Linked DNA regions of Homo sapiens: region 2 is linked to region 1. Evidence: chromatin loops called from intact Hi-C (ENCODE). Cell type or tissue: transverse colon. All regions are shown on one strand. Each heading gives the region's core, and the rest is flanking DNA. Links, peaks and the distances in the headings are about the cores only. Region 1 overlaps DELEC1 (deleted in esophageal cancer 1). Region 2 overlaps TNC (tenascin C).

Region 1 (5,387 bases), core at 330-5,329:
ATGGGCCTTTTTCTTTTTTTTTTCATTTGCAATTGGAACTGATAATTCTTCCAATTCAATACTGCTGGGTGGATCATGTGAGATAATGCAAGTGAGAGAAGCTCATAAACTGTAAAGTGCTTACCAATGAGTAATTCTCAGGAAGACCAAGTGTCTAATGTCCCATGATTGGAGCAGCTATCCTGATCAGAGACTCATTTTACAGGTGCATGTGTGTCTTGAACATTTGTCTTATGCTTTCTGTGTGCTTAGAAGTGGTTCCTTACATCATTATTATAGTACACTGCATTTATCCATCATTCATTCATTGATTCGTTTGTATTATTTCATTCAGAATATGTTTATAACTTGGTATTTTCCAGGTTCTGTGATAAGTTCAAAAGATACCACAGTGAGGAAAGCAGACATGGATTTTGTCTCTTGGTGCTTATGGACTAATGGGAGAGAAGGGCATTATATAGATAGTAATTCAAATATTTTATTATAGTTGTGATAGTGCAAAAAGTGAAAGATACAGAAAATCAGAGCAGTATATAACAGAGCATAAACTGTGTGTGTGTGTGTGTGTGTGTGTGTGTGTGTGTATTTTCATGGTAGTGAGGTGGAGAGTCAATGCTTAAAAATAGTGAATACTTTCCTTAGAACATGTCAATTAAACACAGCCTAAATAATGAGTAGGACATCAGCAGGTTAAATGTCTGTGTCTTGTGTGTGCAGAGGGTGTTCATGGGTGGGGGTAGTTAGACACAAGCCTTTCAGAAAGAGATCAATTGGCAGCAAGATGACCACCAGGTAGGAAAGAGCTTGGCATCTAGAAAGCTGTTTGGGGAAGAGACAGGAAAAGACACATTCTGTCGAGTCTGAGATTTGTCTCACTTTTTCCTGTTGGCTTATACCAATGCTGCCAGCTACACAGAAGAAAAGAAGAAAGAGAAGGAGGAGAGAGAGGAGGAGAAGGAAAGGAGAAGGGAAATGTGGAAGGGGAGAAGGAAGAGGACTTTTGGATTTCTTTAAAAGGAAAGAGGAAATATAATTATTCTTTATGGAATTTTTGCCATTCTGCCTGGGTTCTCTGTCTAACGAGTGACCTCATTTCACTCCACCATTTGGGAAAAATGATAGGGATTATCTAGAACTTCTCTCTTTTCTTCACATTCAGCATCCAATTACCACTGTTTCTACCCACAGAATCTTCAAATCTGGGGGACAGGCTTGCTGAGGACAACATGGAGAATCCCCCGGTGCCCATGGGTTCCTGGGCATATTGGCCATGTTTGAACCAGCTTCCTTTCACAGAGTACTTAGCCATCATCTGGGGCTGGAAGAGGTCCTGTAGCAAACGAGGATTTCTGGCTGAGGCTACCCCCTGGTGCTATCCAAAGGCTTCTGGACTGACCCCAGCCTTTGACCACCCGATGGGTGTCAGCAACAGGGTCTTCAACTTTTCTATCCTAATTTCCTCCTTTCCTGTCCGTGACCGTCATATCTCCTACCCTCTCTACCCTCACATTCTATAAAATGTGCAGGAAATTTTATAGTTCAGGGAAGCCTGTGAGCCCTATGTAAATCAGACACCACCTCCTCAAACCTGACTGTAAATCTGGCGCATCTGCCACCAGCCGTCTTTCCTCTCAGAAATCCCATCTCTCTCAATAGAGAACTGTTTTTCTTTCTCTTTCTTCTGCTTTTTAAACCTCCACTCCAAAAAATAAAATAAAAATTAAAAAAAGAAAGAAAACAAAGAAAATCCCTGACATTTCCTTGCTAATAGAAGTTACTGAACTTAGGCTAGGCATGGTGGCTCACATCTATAATTCCCACAGTTTGAGATGCCAAGTGGGGGAGGTTTGCTTGAGGCCAGGTGTTTGAAACTTGCCTAGGCAAAATAACAAGATCCTGTCTCTACAAAAATAAAAATTAAAAAAAAATTAGCCAGGTGTGGTTGTGTATGCCTGTAGTCCCAGGTACTCCAGAGACTGAGGCAGAAGGATTGCTTGAGTCTGCAAGTTCGAAGCTGCAGTAAGCCACATATGATAATCCACCACACTTCAGCCTGAGTGACAGAGCGAGGTTCCATCTCTTAAAAAAAAAAGTTACTGAATTTCATTGGAACTGTTTATTTCACAATTTCTTAACCATATCTTGAATTTGCCAGGGGCGTGGACAAGTTCCTCCAAATCTAGACCACATATATACCTAATATTGATATTTTCTGATATCCACTGATTAGTTAATATTATGAACTAACTGTACTAAATAATTTACATATGTAATTTAATGTGACACATATTATTATAATGCAAGTACTTTTCCCAAGATCACAGATAAGAAGTGGCAGAGACAGTACTCAGGACAAAACTCTTTTGATTCCAAAGTCTGTATTATTAACCGGTATACTTTACTCATTCTCAAAATGTGGAGTAAAATAGAAAATTAAATTTTGAGGTAGAAAATTTACTTATAAATTATATCATTCTTAAATTATATATATATATATATATATATATATATATTTCATGTTGAGGGAGGAGAAAGTGGCATACACATAAATAAAGGAAGTGGTAGGCTGAATAATGTCCCTGCACAAGACATCCTCATGCTTGGATTCTGTGGCTATTCATTATCTCATGTTGCAAAAATGAGATTTTGCAGGAATGATTAATTAAAATTTTTCAGATGAAAAGTTTATCCTGGATTATCTAGGTAGACCCTAAATGTAATCACATATATCCTTATAAGAAGGAGGCAAAGGGAGATTTCACACTCAGAAGAGGAAGCAATGTGATTACAGGGGCAGAGATTGGAGTAATGCAGCCACCAGCCAAAAAATAAAGACAGCCACTAAAAAATCAAAGGGGCAAGGAACACACTATCCCCTAGAGCACCCTAAAGTAACACATCCTACTGACAACTTGATTTCAGCCCAGTAATACTGATTTTGGACTCTTGGTCTCCAATAATTGGGAAAGGATACATTTCTCATGTTTTAGGCCACCAAATTTGTGTAATTTGTTATAGTAGCCATTAAAATTAACACATGGGACAAATGAATGTTTATTTAGCAGAATGAATGAATAAGTGGTGAATGTATAAGAGAACAAATAAATTGTACAGTGAAGGATTCCGATCAAAAACACATAGAATTTATAACTTCCAGGGTAAGCCTTACACAATTGTACATATGACAGAACTGGGACTGAGTTTAAATGACTTTTATAAATCACCAGCTAATGAGAAAAGGATTTGGGAATAGACGCCAGGCTTCCTGACTCCTAGTTATGCCTCTTTGAAACTGTAATCCACTTTCTCCTCCCTCAATACAAAATATATATATTTAAGAGTGATAGAATTCATAAGTAAATTTTCTACCTCAAAATTTAAATTTCTGTTTTACTGCACACTTACTTATGTCCAGCTGATGTATAATTGGTGGGGAGCAGAGACCACAGTTCCTCAGCCACCACAGCTGTGAACCCCGTGAGAGCAGAAAACATCCTTTTTTTTCACATTATTTCTAGTCCCTGGCATGATGTCTGGTACCTAGTAATACTTGGTGAATATTTGATTAAATAAAGAAGAAATGAATCAAAGAAATTGAATATCAGACTCAGTAAAAATTGTGATTTAGTACATTTTCCCCTTTTATTATGACCCTGAATGCTTGAGTCACTAAAATATTGGTAAAAATAATTTCCAAATGAGTGGGAAATGTTAGCTGGTAGTATAGTTATGGATGTGTCCGTCTTCACCATGAGCTGAAAATGTTATGAGAGGAGACAATGTTTTCCGGTGTTTCAGTATTTCTCCTCTCATGGGGGTTGAACAAATCTGTATTCAATGCAAGTAAAGCTATGTCAAGGCCCCTTTCTCTGGGACTTTTATGCTTCTGGGACTCAAATCTCACTGTGTCTTTCTGTGACTTTGTGAAAAGGCTCCAACTTGAATATAAGTGGCATTTGTATCATTTCAGCCACCATGCACCCCCATCGCTGTATGTAATTGAGAGCTAACTCTTTCTTCCTCAGGGAGGAATTACCTACGGAAGATTCATGCCTTTGGGATGTGGCGTTCCCAGTTGAAAGGCTCCTGTTAATTTATAGGAGGCTATAAATCAGCAGGAAAAGAAACATTGGCCCACAACCCATGAAAGGAAAATACATCCTTCAGGACCAAATGCAAACCTGGCCACAAACTTATGGGTGATTTAAGACCCTGGGCTTACTTACCTGTCCCTGGCTGATTTAGATTCTTTGGGGCTTCTCTGCTTAGAGCAAGGGAAGGAGGGTTTTGCACAGATCAGTGACCACGAATGAAAGAGATACAAAATGTCATTCAGTTAATGATACATCGCCAACCATGCTATTTCTCCTGAAAAGAGTGATGCCATCCTTTGCATCATTTACCATGACCCTGCCAATTGGCTGTGGCCCTTGTGGGCCCTTGGGCCAAGGTTTATACTTGTAGGAGGCAGCTCATATTCAGATATTAATTTAAAACTGACATTCTTAGCCTTGGCCAAGGTGTTTAACAGACTGCTCTTGTGGGCTGGAAGCAAGGAAAACAAACAACAACAAAAAAAACATGTCTATAACTTCTTTGAGGTGGTGGTTCCCCAGATGCATATAAATGTGAAAACTCATCTAACTGAATACTTAGAATCTGTATATTTTATTGTATGCAAGATTATAAGAAAGTTCCAATGGCATTATTTCTGGGAGTGATAAATGATTATTTAATAACTAGAAACTATTTGTCAGTTTGTGATTTCTGATCAAGGCAATAAATGTTTCCCAAGCACCTGCAATTATTGGTCAAATTCTGCATTAGATGCTGGAGATAGAAAGTCCCTGTCCCCAAGTGGCTTCTGGGCCAGAGGAAGAGGCCAGGCATTTAAAGAGACAATTCTAAGAGAGCCCAGTGAGTGCTATGATGAGGTACATATAGAGAGGGGATATGGGATCAGACAACCCATTTGACTTACTTGGAGGTCAAGGGTAGATTTCTAGGGCTTGAGGAAGGATAGAAGTTTTCTATTCAAAGAGAAGGACAATTGGAATAGGGAAAAGAGCCTTAACAAAGAAACATGCAGTAGTGTGAAATAACAGTTTGGGGTTTATTTAAATCATTATGAGTAGTAGTGTTGGATCAGAAAGTATGAGGTTGGAGAGGGCAGTCAATGAGACTGGAAACCTTAAAAAATGAATTTTTTCCAGATGAAAGATTGTCTCCACTGAGTTCAAGGAAAGCATACTAGAGACTGCATCCACATTTAGGTAGACATGGGAACAAGGGAATATTATTTTATTCTGTTTTACCCATTGACATAGTGGAATAAAAAGTAAGATAATGAAGGTAGCATTGTACAGGGGTGAGTAGGCTGGATAGAA
Region 2 (5,387 bases), core at 305-5,304, 280 kb after region 1:
GTCAACAAAGTGGAGGCAGCCCAGAACCTCACGTTGCCTGGCAGCCTCAGGGCTGTGGACATCCCGGGCCTCGAGGCTGCCACGCCTTATAGAGTCTCCATCTATGGGGTGATCCGGGGCTATAGAACACCAGTACTCTCTGCTGAGGCCTCCACAGGTACTTCCTCTCCCTGTCAATGCTTTCTCCCCAAGGTTCTTTGCTTCCTTTTCAAGAGATCATGCGCGGAGTCAGCATCTCGCCATAACTGAATCCTTTTCATGTGCCTTTCAGTGGCCGGCTGTGCATGCTCAGAGACCTCCCTGTGGGCTATGACTTTGTCCTCATGCCTTTGCCATGTGGATGGTGAATGATGCAGGTGTTGCCCTTTCTGATCTCCAGCCCCCCAGCCTTTCATACTTTACCTGGCTGATTCTACATCTTTTTTGAATGATGAATTTTTGTTTCAGGAATCAGCCTGATGGTTTTAATTCACTTCTCCAGTGCTTGGAGATAACTAAAAGCTTCCCTCCCTATATATGAGTTCTGGTGGAACACAGATTATTTACTTCTGAGAGTCTTTTGCTAGTTGGAAATGGTGCTTTTCTATCTCTAAATCCCTCAAGGATATGGGTAGTGTGGTTCTTGCATGTAAGAAATGTTTCTTTAAAATGCACCCAGTATAATAAGAGAACTGAATTACCCTCCTCCGGGCAGTTCTCTCAGATACTGAGTCATTGTTAGAACATCAAATTAGCAAATAGCTAGACCAGAAGGAAAAAAAAAGAAATTACACAATTATGACTGGAGACTGTACCAAAGAGAAAGCCATTCATTAGCACAAGTACACACAGCAGCTTTTGGAACAAGGAATGTCCTGGGCTATGAATGTCAAAGAACTGATACCCTTTTTGCTCTTTTAATCAAGAGTTTCTCTCTGGAGTGTTGGCCTTTGGATGGCAAACTCCCAGCCCCAGACCCAGGAGGGTGCATTATAGTTTACTCGTCACTCTACCCCTGTTACAAGACTTCAGTGTTTCCCGGGGGCCTGCCAAAGTCAGCAGCCTTCCTCTGACACAGTTTTCCGTTGCTCATCTTTATTATGTGCCTCCATGGGTTTGAAGCTCGGTAGAGACTATCGCTTCATTTTGCATATGACTGCTCCCCTTTTTAAATAATTATTGCAACTAAACTTTAATGCATACCTGTACATCCCAGTTGAATCTAGCAAGAGCATAGCTCTGCATTTTAACCTCAGTCATTTCACTAATTTTCACTGAGATAAAGAAACATAAAGCACAGGCAACCACTGCCAGGACGGTGACCCTGAAATGCCTAGAATTTGCAGCCGAGGCTACTCTGAAGGCACCCGGACCTCCTTTTTCTGAGACCCATAAACCATCCCTTCCCAGAAGGCAAAGTAATCACCCACCACTTCTGATCTTTTCTGCAGATCTTGTGGCTTGGGTGTCCTCAGTATTTTTATGTGTGTGTGTTTTTCTTCTTAACAATAGCAACATTCTTGCCACTGATGAATTGGCCTATGGGCAGGAAGTTCCATAATCCCATCTGATCTGTATCTCAACAAATCTATTAGAAGGATCTCAGAGACCAGGAGCCTTCTTTCTTGCTAAAGAGACAGTACTAGCTTTTCAAACCCTGCTCCTACCTGCCCTCTGCATGTTTTATTCTTATGGTTGGGGAAAGCACTGGCAGGACCATCTTCAAGACAAAATGTTATTTCTTCGCTGAAAGGGATGGCCTAAACTGCCTTGCCTTGGCTTAGCCCTCTTGGTTGGCAATGCAATACTAGCCTTTTTGGCCCACATAGCAGCAGTTAAGAGAGGACAAGCTATTTTAACAGAATATGAGAATGGCTGGCTGGTCCTTCTCTAAAGTATGAAAAAAATACCAAGAATTACACTGAGAAATTGGTAATTACCATTAAGTCACAAAATCAGAAGCCTCAAGTTACCACCTTGGGAAGGTAATGGCATCAGAATTATTTAGCCCTCATTTGAATAGATGGGAGCTCCTTCAAAGTAAAGAATGTCTGTGGAAGGCATCCAAGTAATCTTGGTTTCCTTAATGCAATTCAAGAGACTGGAAGTTGCCAGGACTCATATCTTTTGACCAGTGGCCAGCAACCCTGAGGTAGGGCTCCCAGAGGCAAGTGTGGTTAAGATGCAACAGTTCCTGATAAGATCATTCAGCACATCTTCTTGGCCAGGGCCTGATTATATGTGGCAACTGCATGTAGAGAAATCTAATTGCCATACCTTCCTTTTTCTAATTTCTTTTAACAAAACTGCTTTTTCTCTCCCTTTGGCACTAATTGGTAACATTGCTTCCTTCCATCATAGCCCTGAATTATCAGATCTCTCTACCCAGCAATGGTTCTATTAACAACCTCAATCTTAAAACACAGCCAAATAATTAACTCAAATTTATTTTTTTCTTCTCCCCTACCCCTTCCTTTTACAGCCAAAGAACCTGAAATTGGAAACTTAAATGTTTCTGACATAACTCCCGAGAGCTTCAATCTCTCCTGGATGGCTACCGATGGGATCTTCGAGACCTTTACCATTGAAATTATTGATTCCAATAGGTTGCTGGAGACTGTGGAATATAATATCTCTGGTGCTGAACGAACTGCCCATATCTCAGGGCTACCCCCTAGTACTGATTTTATTGTCTACCTCTCTGGACTTGCTCCCAGCATCCGGACCAAAACCATCAGTGCCACAGCCACGACAGGTACATGTGCATTCTCCCATTTCTAACGCACTCTCTCCACAGTCTTCTTTGCAGGGTGAAGCCTCTCCTTCTCCTCTCCCATTGATGTACAAGCCACAGGGCACTAACTCTTCCATGGTGCTAGGCTGGGGTGCTGTTTAACATAACTCTTTTCCAACAGCAGCCCAAATAATGCATTGCCATAAAGACATGTGCCTGATTTATCACTGACCAGGATGTTTACAGCATAAAATGTAGTTCAGTCTAATTTGCCATATGGAATCTAGAGAAAAGAATTCTAACCTCTCATAACTAAAAAGCTATATAACTAGACCTGTTCTTGACTTTGAAAGATGTCTGCCTCAGTCAAAGAGGTCTTGTAAATTTTATTTTGTATTATCTTAGTGTCTTTGTCTTCCTAGTCTCTTGGACCTCGCAATACCCAAATATCCCAGTGATTTAATAATCATGTTGATGGTGTTGGGTATTTTTTTCCAACTGGGAAAGTAAAGGGAAACAGCAAAGATTACTTATCAGATGAGTGCAGGAGGCAGCCATGCCATTCAGACCACCCCAGTTCCAACACCACCTCTAGAAGATCAGAACATGCTGTCTTGCCCTCAGAATAGTGAATGATAAATGGCAAAAATAAAAGTAGAATAGTTGTGTTCAAACAAGGGACTTAGTTTAAAAAACAAAAGAATAAACTGCTCTCACTTTAAATTTGTGGTGTCTGTGAGATGTGCACTAAGTCAGATGCTCTTTGCCATGCAGTAAAAGACAACCCTATGTGAATTTAGAAAGGGGAGCCCCCCTTTCTAATGCTACATTCAAAGTAGCATTCTTAGCACAATTTAGACAGTGCCTTCTCTGGAGAGGTAAATGAAGAAATCACAAACTAGAAAAAAAGAAACAATATCTACAGAACAAACACAGGAGAAATGAAGAAATCACAAACTAGAAAAAAAAATATTGTCTACAGAACAAACACAGGATAATTTTTCCTTATAGTTTACAAAAAGGGGACTCATGGTCTGGGAAATCCAAGAAAAGGGTTGACATCGTAGCATCAAAATTGCCTGTCATTTAGGTCACCCATGGTTGAGAGAGGGTCTGTCCTCATTCTACATGAGGCTACAAATTGTCGTCAGGGTGATCCATGGATAAGGCAGAGAGAGCCAACATTATCCAGTTGCTATCTCAGCCAGGTTCAAGTATAAAAAAACTTAGAGGAGAAAATTAGGCAAACATATATGTTTGTTTCTCATGGCTCAAACCGATTTTCAACAAGGGACAAATTATTTTACCATTAACAAAGGGTAAAGTCTAAAACTTTATGGATTTAGTCTTATGTGTTTTGATTTTGACTCTACAATGGTGTTTTAAATTGACACACTTTCTTTTTTCTTTTTTTTCTTGCTTTAGTAGCCAAACCTCTTCTTAGCCACCTCACTGTCTCAAACATGACCTGGGGCAGTGTGTCCATCTCGTGGGAAGCTCAGGAGTCTGCCTTTGATAGCTTTCTTATAGAAGTTAGTAATTCCGATCACCCCCATGAGACCATGGTGCTGTCTGTGCCTGGGGTGTCTCGCAGCTCTGTCATCACCAACCTCAAAGCTTCTTCTAATTACACTGCCCACCTTCATGGGCTGATTGGCGGGCAGCGTGCTCAGACCCTGATGGTCCAAGCAACCACAGGTATTTCCTATTATGGCTTCTTCACTCTTCATTGAATTTCCTCTGAATAGCTTTCCAAAAATCACCCGCTACCCACTTTTCACCCTCCTAGTTGCTCCCAATCCTTCTCAAATTTGATAGAGCCATCCAAATCAAAGCTTTAAAGCTTTAAAATAACTCTCACCCCAAATTAAAGAATTTCAGTGTCAAACCTCTTTTTCCTAAATATCCATTCACATCTGGAGTTGTTCTGTTTGTTTGTATAAAGTTAACCTGACTTGCTTTGGTTGAATTTCTAAATCATCTTTTCATCTGATCTTGAATAATCTTTTTCAATCCCACCCATTATCATCTGCCTGTGGTCGTTCTAATCAAAGTTTGCCTATGTCATGTTCAAAGAGGTATGTGCATGCCATTTCTGGTGACTTGGTCAGAAAGATCTACACTCTTTTTCTCTCTAGCAGGATTTTAAAAAATAAAGGTGCCCTGAGCATGCTGAGAATAGACTCTGAATCACAACCCAAGAATTGCATGAGAGGACCCAGTAGTCTTATCTTGTTCTCGTGATTTTTGTCTGAAGACTACTCTTTTTTGACATGTACTTTGTCAAGCACATTTTGTCACCCACTGATAGCTGTCACAAAGTCTCAGGCTCTTCTTTCAAGCCATCATCTTGTCCAAATCTTGGTGCATGTGGTGAATATTCAGAGCATTAAATTTTGAAAATGTTTCTTTTTCCTGGAAGCAGCTAGCATGTCCATGAGTCATTTCAGAAGGTTTAAAGTGGTGGGAGAAAAATGCCCCTCATTTTGCATGGAACATTGACCATACCCTAACTACCACTATCTTTCTCTGTTTTTTCTTGCATCTCATTTCTCAGCTTGGTTGCACCCTTTGAGAGGCAGCTGGAGGTAAAGCTGACCTCAAGAACCTGAGTCTTATTCTGCATGGTGAATCTGTTGGCATTGATAGTCTGTCTGGTAGCATGAGAAGAATC

What was found. A loop is a pair of places that touch in the nucleus more often than their neighbours do. Peaks named below come from ENCODE experiments on the same cell type or tissue, not always from the same donor. Only the 100,000 strongest peaks of a DNase experiment are listed, where the experiment ranks them.
Region 2: a loop joins it to region 1, with 8 times the contacts of the local background. A loop is called at or near these places in 1 of 110 quality-filtered maps.

What each region holds. Positions count from the first base shown.
Region 1 is chr9:115,334,425-115,339,811 of GRCh38, reverse strand. All of the region lies in intron 4 of DELEC1 (deleted in esophageal cancer 1), which reads right to left. Among named protein-coding and RNA genes, the nearest start is that of DELEC1, 200 kb to the right of the region's middle. In transverse colon, for the core only: no CTCF peak of the experiment used is centred there; no DNase peak of the experiment used is centred there.
Region 2 is chr9:115,054,500-115,059,886 of GRCh38, reverse strand. TNC (tenascin C) reads left to right here. Exons shown (of 28, transcript NM_002160.4): 14 at 1-157; 15 at 2,462-2,734. Among named protein-coding and RNA genes, the nearest start is that of TNC, 61 kb to the left of the region's middle. In transverse colon, for the core only: no CTCF peak of the experiment used is centred there; no DNase peak of the experiment used is centred there; H3K27ac peaks cover 2,573 bases.